2 separate regions of the Mus musculus genome follow, and region 2 is linked to region 1. Evidence: chromatin contacts called from ENCODE Hi-C or POLR2A ChIA-PET data. All regions are on one chromosome and are shown on one strand. Each heading gives the region's core, a stretch centred on a gene start or an enhancer-like site at or near the end of the contact. The rest is flanking DNA. Distances are from core to core; before and after follow the strand shown.

Region 1 (4,734 bases), core at 1,147-3,646:
CACTTACCAAGAGTTGGAAATCATTGTGTATGTATATATGTATTACACACACACACACACACACACACACACACACACATACACACATTTCCTGAACTATACCCCTAGATATCAAAAGTTTGAAAACCATTTCTTGCCCATGTTCTGAGTCCCATGAAGCAGGGACTTGGACTTATTTCTCATAGCATGAAGATGTACATCCTAGGCACTCAAAAAATAGTTGTCGAGTAAGATGATAATTTTATATTCAAAGGCTTTGTGAGACTAGAAGAAAGAAAACACTTTTTGGTGTGTGTGTTCAAGACAGGGTATAATAGCCCTGGTGTTCTGGAACTTGCTTTGTAGACTATACTGGCTTTGAACACAGAGATCCACCTGCCTTTGCCTCTCGAATGTTTGGATTAAAGTTGTGTACCACCATGCCTGGCAAGAAAACATTTTAAAATTATTTTTTATTTTTATTTATTTTATATGTAAGTACACTGAAGCTGTCTTCAGGCACCCCAGAAGGAGGGCATTAGATCTCATTATGGATGGTTGTGAGCCACCATGTGGTTGCTGGGATTTGAACTCAGGACCTTCGGAAGAGCAGTCAGTGCTCCCAACCGCTGAGCCACTTCTCCAGCCCAAGAAAACATTTTTTAAATTTGGGAAAGGTAGCCATATGAGGTGGCTTACACCTATAATCCTGACAACCCAGAACTGAGGCAGGGGATTGCACAAAGTTTGGGACCAACCTGGGTTACGTAGTGAGGTCTAGGCCATTCTAGATTGCAGAGTGAGACTCTTGTGTTGAGACAAAAGGAAGAGAAACTGAGGCTCTAAGAGACTTTGTAGCTATGGATCCAAAGCAAAAGACCTGGCAGCTGGGACTGAGGCATCTCCTAGTGTGGTTCTCTTCGCTCACGGCTGGCTTTTCTTTCTGTTCAAATAGGGTTTCATTATTTAGTCGAGGCTACTTCTTCAATGCTGGCATCACAGACTAATGCAATCTTTCCAGCTTTTGTCGTTGGTTGTTGCTGAGAACAGGGTCATTTTTTGCAGCTTCTGTTAGCCTCAAATTCACTCTTTCTGCTCTGTCATAATCATATTTTCCTAAAGACATCATTACTGTTTTGAAAGGCATGATGGTACATACCTTTAGTCTCAGCACTTAGAGACAGGGGCAGGATTTCTCAGGATCTCTTTTGAGAGTTCCAGACCAGTCAGAACGGCATAGAGAAAGCCAGTTTCAGAAAGTCAGCCAACCAACAGACCAAAATAAACCTATACAATACAAAAATTGACTTTCCAGAAAGTTTAAAAGTCTACTACATTAATGAAATAGAAATGACATCAGTTATGTATAGACCTACATTGCTCTTGTTTATATATTTTTGTGTACACTGCTCTTTTAAAGTGGCAGTAAGTTGTCTTTACTTTTTTGTTTAGGAGCCAGCTATTCTTCTGTCCCCATCCCATCCCCTTTTCTTCCTTTCCTCCCTCTGCCCTCCCTCTCTCTCTTTTTAAGGCAAGGTCATGTGAATCCAGGGACAGCTCAGACTTTCTATGAAGCCAGTGTTGACTTTGAGTTTCTGATCCTCCTGCCTCCTGCCTGTGAGTTTTGGCATTGGAGGCATAGACCACCATGCACAGCTTTATAATTTCTAAATCATGAATATACTGATTTTGGAAAAAACTGAATGCCCTTGGAATGACTGTCCCCCACTCTCTGAAGGAGACTTATCTCTTTGGTTGCCTCAGGGTTGGGTTGGGGTACTAAGTTCCATGTTGACCATGGTTCCCAATCTCCCTTAGTTAATGTGCCTTGCTGAAGCCTTTTGGAACCCCCTCCCCATTGCTGTGCAGGAGATTCCAAGACAGGGCCCAGATCAAGGAATGCCAGTGACTGTTTCAGTGGTAGATGGTGGCAGCACTAATTTGCATCTGCTGTAACAAGCTGGTGTTGAAATGGGCTGGCAGAATGCCAAGGAAGCCAAGGTCAGCATACTTCGAAATAACAAATGAGTCATGCAACCCAGGATTGCGCGTCCCTGTAGGAATGACTACTTGACTCTTCTTCCGTCGGAACAGTTCCCCGGGCCAGCATGTGTAAAGGGAGGTGAAAGCCGCAGCAGCCTCTTGCTAGAGAGACAATAATGGAGGAGGAGAAAAATTAAAGTGGAAAGTCACATTTAAAGTCACTTCAGAGAAAACCATCGTGAGTTGTAGAAGACAGCTTTCTGAACTGCCAGAAAACAAGCCAAGAAATCGAGGAGACCCAAACCTCAGGGCGGTTAGACCACAGACCTGAGCTCAAATTCTCACATGGCACTTTCCATCTGTGCCCTCCGAGGCTTCTCACCCTTCCCAGACTCGAGCTTCATGGCTGTGCACTGTAGATAGTGACAGTTTTTCCGTTCAGTCAACATTGTTACTCAGGCTGCCAGGCATTGATGTAGACGATGTGGGGGTGTAGTGACAGATGGGTCCTTATTCTTGTAGAGCTTGCTTTCTGGTAGCAGAAGCAGATGGTGAAAAAGAAAATAACAGAACATGGTAAGTGCCACACTGAAGGAAAACAGAGAAGTTGCTGGTAGTGCCTGGGGAATCCCTTCCTGTCCTACCCCGCAGGGACTGTGCAGAGAAAAAAAAATTTATTTTTTTGTTCAGTGAGGAGTGAGTATGCTGGGGGTTGAACCTAGTGCTTTAAACATTTTAAGCAAGTTTCATTTCAAGCCTGAGACAGGATGCTACTTGTGTAGCTCATGCTTGAACTCATGGCAATCCTTCTGCCTCAGCCTTGCAAGTGCCTGGATTACATACAGGTGTGCCTCACCATGCCCAAGCAAGAACATTCTGGAGTCTTCTCTCCTGCTCTTTTCCTTTCAGCCCTACCCCACCCCTAGAAGCTGCTTCCGAACTGACTCTGAGTTTTGTTCTTTGGTGGTGTAGGCCTCATAACTCTAGTTGCTCCATTAAGAGGCTAAGAGGAATTTAAGGCCACAGAAGGAATTTAAGGCCAGCCTGGGCATGATTTAGATTTGGTTTCAAAGAAAACCAGTAAACAGAGAGGCGGAGATGTAGCTTAAGAGGTAAGATGATCCTGGGTTCCACATTTAGTACTGCCACCATCACCAGAAAACGGTATTACACAATACACTTTAGTGCAGCAGTGTTTTTGAGATTCAAACGTGTGGCTGCATTCACCAGTAGCCACTTTCTGTTTTTCGTGGAGGGGGCAAATTGAGACAGTCTTGGAATCTCGTTGGTCTTCCAACAGCCTTTGTAGCCACGATAACCTTGAACTCCTGGTCCTGCTGCTTTCACCTGCTGAGTGATGCTCGACAGGTTATATGCCACCCCACTGATTTCTGTGTCCCTGCACTTTAAGAAGGAGGTGCCACAAGGTAGTTTCAGGTGCCAGAGCTGAGTTCTGGTATTGGTTTTGGCCCCTTGCTCTTTGCCAGCTATGTAAACTCAGGCCAGTGAAACCCTTCTCTATCATTGAATTATTCACCTGGCCTTCCTGTGGGTTGTTCGGAAAATAAGATGATTTAGACCAGAGTTGTCTTGAAAAAAATTAAATGCTCTCCTTGGTAGTTAAGCAAGATTAAAAGACAAACTATTTTCTTTCTTTCTTCCTTTTTTTTTTTTTTTTTTTTGGTTTTTCGAGACAGGGTTTCTCTGTATAGCCCTGGCTGACCTGGAACTCACTTTGTAGACCAGGCTGACCTTGAACTCAGAAATCCGCCTGCCTCTGCCTCCCAAGTGCTGGGAATAAAGGCGTGCGGCACCACCGCCTGGCAACAAACTATTTTCTTTATGCTGGTGTTTTGCTTGCATGTATGTCTGCATCATATGCATGCTGAGTAGTCATGGAGGCCAGAAGAGTATCATCTCTTGGGACTGGAGTTATAGATGGTTGTGATTTCCATTTGGGTCCTGTGAATTGAACCTCTGTCCTGTAAGAACAAGTACTCTGAACCTCCCAGCCATATTTCCAGCTCCCAGTAGCGAGTTTTAAAAAATCCTCTTAGTGTACTGACTGGGCATGTTAGCTCATGCCTTTAATCCCCCAAATTAGAATGCAGCAGACCCATCTCTGTGAGTTCAAAGCCAGCCTGGTTTATACAGCCAATTATAGGCCAGCCAGGGTTATATGGTGAGACCCTCTCTCACAAGAAAATCACCTTTATAATGAACTCAAAAAAACCATCACACAGCTGGATCGTGGTAGCTACTCAAACACCTACGAAGTCTCGAACTCTGTGAATCCCAGGGACCGTCTATATAGTTAGGAAGGTCATTCTGAAGGTTTAGGTGTTCACTATCAATGGCATTTTTAGGGATTTTACCACAAGGGAAAAAAGTAAAAGGAAAGTCAGAAAGGAAAGAAGGAAGGAAGAAAGAAGAAGAGGAGGAAGAGGAAGATGAAGAAGGAAGAAGAGGAGGAGGAGAAGACCCAACAGAGTTGAAATTAGAAAACGTGTGCTTTTACACCCTCTTCCACCTCTCTGCTACTGTTGTTTGTGTTTCATCCATCTTCACTGTCTGATAGTGCCTTTTATTAGTTTTTCTTCTTTCATCAAAAAATTACTTTGGCAGAGGCAGGCAGATTTCTGAGTTCGAGGCCAGCCTGGTCTACAGAGTGAGTTCCAGGACAGCCAGGGCTACACAGAGAAACCCTGTCTCGAAAAACCAAAAAAAAAAAAAAAAAAAAAATTAGTTTGGAACTTTTGAATTTTGAATAGA
Region 2 (4,674 bases), core at 1,972-4,471, 63 kb after region 1:
ACATCTATGATCATAGAAATGTATTACAGTTTTGAATTCACTGTGTAGTCAAGGAAGACCTTGAGCTCCCAATCCTCCAATAAATAACAGAAACCAAGCTCTATGTCAAAAAACAAACAACAAACAACAAACGAACAAACAAATAAACAAACATAAAAACCAAACCCATATGTTTAGGCTTGGAAAGATGGCCCAGTGTTTCAAAGCCCTGGCTGTTCTTGCAGAGGACCCGTGCTTGGTTCCTAGTACCCATGTCAGACAGCTCCCAGTTACCTGGAACTCCAGTTCCAGACAGGATCTGACATCCTCATACAGACATGCATGCAGGCAAAATAGCAATGTATACAACATAAAAGTAAATAAAAAATTAAGACAAAGAAACATGCTTTAATAACTCATATGTCAGGTTGAAAGTCATCTTAGAAAATAAGCAATCTTTAAGATGGATCTGGAATTGGCAGTGGTGGTGATCTCCCTTCTCTTCCACCACCACTTTTTTCCCTCCTGAGACAGCCATTAGTGCTATTAGAAAATTAGTAGGGAGACCAGTGTGAAAATGTACATCTATTATCCCAGCTTTCGGAAGATAGAAGCAGGAGTATTACCACCAGTTTGAAGCTAACCCGAGCCATACACATACACATACACATACACATACACATACACATACACATACACATACACATACACATACACATACACACACACACACACACACACACACATATACACATACATATACACATACACATACACACACACACACATACACATACACACACACACACACATATATATGTGTGTGTGTGTGTCTAATACTAATAGTCTAATACTATATATATATGTATATGTGTATATATGTATATTATATATGTGTGTGTCTGTGTAATATTGATGGTCTAATACTATATATATGTATACACACACACACACCCACACACACCCATATATATAGTATTAGACCATCCAGGGATACATGGCAAGACATTTTCTCACTCCACATCTCCTCCCCAAGTACATTAGATCCATCAGTATGTATTTCCATTTCAAACCATCCATTTTTTTTCTTTTGCCTTTTATTTTGAACATCACAGGAGAAAAGAGGAAAATGAACAACTCTCATGCTCCCGAGGAGGCCAAGAGATCTCGAGTGATGGGGGATATTCCCGTGGAATTGATCAATGAGGTCATGTCTACCATCACAGACCCTGCAGGGATGCTTGGACCAGAGGTCAGCAGGGTGAACAAGGCACCTTCTGGTCTCCCTGCCACACTAGCTGTCACAGATGAGGGTGGGGTGCTGAGAACACACTGCTGGTCACCTGTAACCTAGAGGCCACTATAGGGAGGTCAGGAGTGGCTAACCAAGATGTGGTTCCCTTTGATAAATATCAATTACAGGGGCACAAACTACAGTTTCAAGTAGTTGGGAACGTTTCCATAGTGAAGAATTTCAAGCTTCCACCAGCAATGCAAAAGACAAAACAAAAGAAAACAAAAGAAAACGAAACACCCATGGACTGTGTTGTGCTGAGAAGCGTCAGTGATTACCTCCTTTTTTCCTTTCTTGACCTCCTTTTCCTCTCCTGTGAACCTTTTAGAATCATTGCAGAGTCCGAAACAGATATAATAATACATCACACCTAGTGCATCTGCCTGTGTCTCATAGGAAAGCAATTCTCTTATATAATCACGTGAGTTAGCACTCAGGAAATTTAACTTCATTATAAGGTTCTCTGGTTTAGGGTTGGCAGACTGTAGCCTACCAGTCATGTCTGCTGCTCAGCTTGTGGGCTAAGGAATTGGGTGTCAGCTTCTTACTCGCTAGGAGTGAAGGTGTCCAGCGTCGTAGGCTGGAAATCGCTTTTCTGGGCTGTGTTAATTGCTAACCATTGCGCATAGCAGGAAAATGGAATCACTGAGGCTTGGAATGTGTGTCTTGCAAAAAAAAAAAAAAAAGTTCATCTCTTGACTTTTCAGTGGAAAGTTTGCTGACTTATGGCCTAATTTTCAACCTCTAGGTCCAGTGACCATCTGACCAATTTATGCTATTCATAATATGCGTTATTGTTGGAGGCTCAGTTAAGAACCAAGCATAGAATTCAGTATTCATTTCTTCATCTTTTTATCTTCCTTCTCTCTGTCTCTGTCTCTCTCCTTCCTCCCTCCCTGCCTGCCTCCCTGCCTCCTTCCTTCCTTCCTTCCTTCCTTCCTTCCTTCCTTCCTTCCTTCCTTTCCTTCTCTCTCTCTCTCTCTCTCTCTTTCTTTCTTTCTTTTTTTTTTCCTGGACTGGTCTCATGTAGTCTAGGCTGATCTTGGACTATCTATATAGCCAGGATTAATGACCTTGAACCACCTTGCTAGGTTCATGTGGTGGTGGGGATCAAGTCAAGGGCTTGTTATATGCCATATTCCATACCTCCGAGCCATATCCCCGGCTCCTTAGTCTCCTTTAAAGCCATTCTCCAGGCCTTTTCTCTTCTCTTACAATGCTGTCTTTGTTGAGGAACTTTGTTAGCAAATTATGCATAATATCTCAGTGTGGATCTGTGTAATAGTTTAGGTCAATGCAGGTAAAACATTTTGGTTGAAAGTCTGCTCTCATCTTATTGTAAGACATCCAGGAACAGGGAGGCTCAAGACGTTTCCAGGAAATGAACACATGACTTGGGTAGTAGTGTATAAACAACTTCTATCTTTTTGGTGTGGCTTTGCTAGATTAAATCAGTAAGTTTCATACTGCTCTGTTTTTGTGACTCTTTTATTAATGTCAAAGATCATTTGGAGGATTGAGTGTTGCAACAGAACCATCTCATAAAATTCATTCCTTCTGGACTGACTATCCAGTCTGTGGGGACCTAAAGCTGACCTTCTGTGTATTGGCTTTAGGGGTTTCGTAACTTCATACATGAGCCAGAGCTTGGCCTGCTCAGATGAAAAGTGGGGAGGCAGTCTCCCATTTCACAATCTGTTGCTGTAGTTAATAGTGTATCAGCATGCCCAAGAAAGCTGCTACAGTTTTAGACATTTTTGTAAGCTAGTTTTTAAATATCTTGGTCACTTGAAATATCTACCACAGTGATACCCAGTCACCTAGACAACTAGCCAGAGACCTCAAAGCTAGTGCTATAGTTAGGATTTTTCTTCCCAGCAGAGCTGTTTGTCAAAGATTTCCTTGCCCAGCATGAGGTGGATTAAAGCATGGGGTGCTGGCTCTAGGCCATGTAGCCTGCTGTGAGTTTTAAGTCTGGATCAATAGATACTTCTAGAAAGAAAAGTGTCTTCCCAAAAGAGGCACTAAGAATATAAATATGACTGCTGCTCTATTTCAAGAATTTGGAACCTGTTATCTTAATGGTCTTTAATTTATTATTATTATTATTATTATTTTCATTGCTTCTATGTTATTAATATGTTGTGTGAGTGACTCACTCATGCATCGAGGCTAGGGGACAACTTTCACAAGTCAGTTCTCTCCTTTAGTTGTGGATTCTGGGCCTCAAACCGAAGTCATCAGTTTTGTGCAGTGAACACTCTTACCTGATAATGCATCTTATTGGTTCTCTCTTAAAAATGAACACTGATTTATTTAATGTGCTTGTGTGTGTATGTGTTCATGCACCAGTGGAGACACCCAGGCCATGGTGTAAATATGGAGGTTAGAGGCCAGTGTGAGGGGATTCATTTTCACCTTCCGTCAGATGGGTCTTTGTCCAGGTATTGAACTTAGGTTCTCGGGTTTTGTATCAAGCACCCTACCTGCTGTGCCACCTGACTGCTCCCCCAATTCAAAAATTTTTATATTTATTTTTATTTATTTATGGCATATATCTGAGTACATGCCATGTATGTGTGGCTGCCCATAGAAGCCAGAAAGGGGCACTGGGTCCCCTGGAGCTGGAGTTGCAGGCGGTTGTGAGCCTCCCAATATGGGGGCTTGAAACCAAGCCTGCGTTCCCTGTAGACCAGCAGGCACTGTGAACTGCTGATCTTTTCCTCAAGCTCCGCTACCCTCCTTAGAGTTGGAAGATCATGCTCCGTATTCTATACTAGTGTGTCTGTGTCTGCTTATAGGCTACAGTAGCAACTGAATAGGAGAGAGGGGGTACACATGATTAAAAATATCTTATTTTATTGTTTAAATTACCTGTACATGTATATCTGTGTGGAATTATGTACATGTGCCCAAGGAGGCCAGAGGAGGGTGTCAGACTCTCAGGACTGGAGTTACAGGCAGTTGTGAGCCACCAAGTGTGTGTATTTTGTAGGACCCACACTTGGGTCCTCTCAAAGAGCAGTGCATGCTCTTAACCAAGGAGCCAGCTTTCTAACACCGCCCTAAAATATTGTCTTAAAGATAACTTTTGCGTTGATACATATGTTCACATGAGCATGGCAGGACATCGGTGCCCATGCATGGCAGATTCTCTCTCAAAACAAAAACAAACAAACAAACAAACCAAAACCCCACATAACTTGTTTGTTGATTAGTCTCAGTAGTCAGCTTGCACTACTGCTGGCCACCAGATCCACTTGAAATCCTAGGCTCTGGGGATCTGCACTCTGGTCCTCAAGTTATGCAGCAAGTGCTTTAGTTGGTGTGCTATCTCCTCAGCTCTTCTAAAATATTTTCTACAGGTTCTCTTACAAAACGATTTTCCTAATCAGAAGTGA

What was found. Hi-C counts contacts between places; a loop is a spot of excess contacts on that map. ChIA-PET counts read pairs that join two places held with the same protein, here RNA polymerase II (POLR2A).
Region 2: POLR2A ChIA-PET joins it to region 1 with 10 read pairs in Patski. The contact joins two enhancer-like sites. A Hi-C loop is called at or near these places in 1 of 37 maps with a recorded cell type or tissue (v-Abl transformed pro-B cells). POLR2A ChIA-PET finds 5 or more read pairs at or near these places in 2 of 5 experiments (Patski and embryonic stem cell).

Annotation. Positions count from the first base shown.
Region 1 is chr17:53,585,274-53,590,007 of GRCm38, forward strand. All of the region lies in intron 1 of Kat2b (K(lysine) acetyltransferase 2B), which reads left to right. Among named protein-coding and RNA genes, the nearest start is that of Kat2b, 21 kb to the left of the region's middle. Within about 2 kb of position 2,397, at least 2 of the 3 ENCODE cell types and tissues checked have a DNase peak (open chromatin) inside an H3K27ac peak, as active enhancers do.
Region 2 is chr17:53,647,653-53,652,326 of GRCm38, forward strand. It overlaps Kat2b (K(lysine) acetyltransferase 2B), which reads left to right. Exons shown (of 18, transcript NM_020005.4): 9 at 1,095-1,231. Among named protein-coding and RNA genes, the nearest start is that of Sgo1, 39 kb to the right of the region's middle. Within about 2 kb of position 3,222, at least 1 of the 3 ENCODE cell types and tissues checked has a DNase peak (open chromatin) inside an H3K27ac peak, as active enhancers do.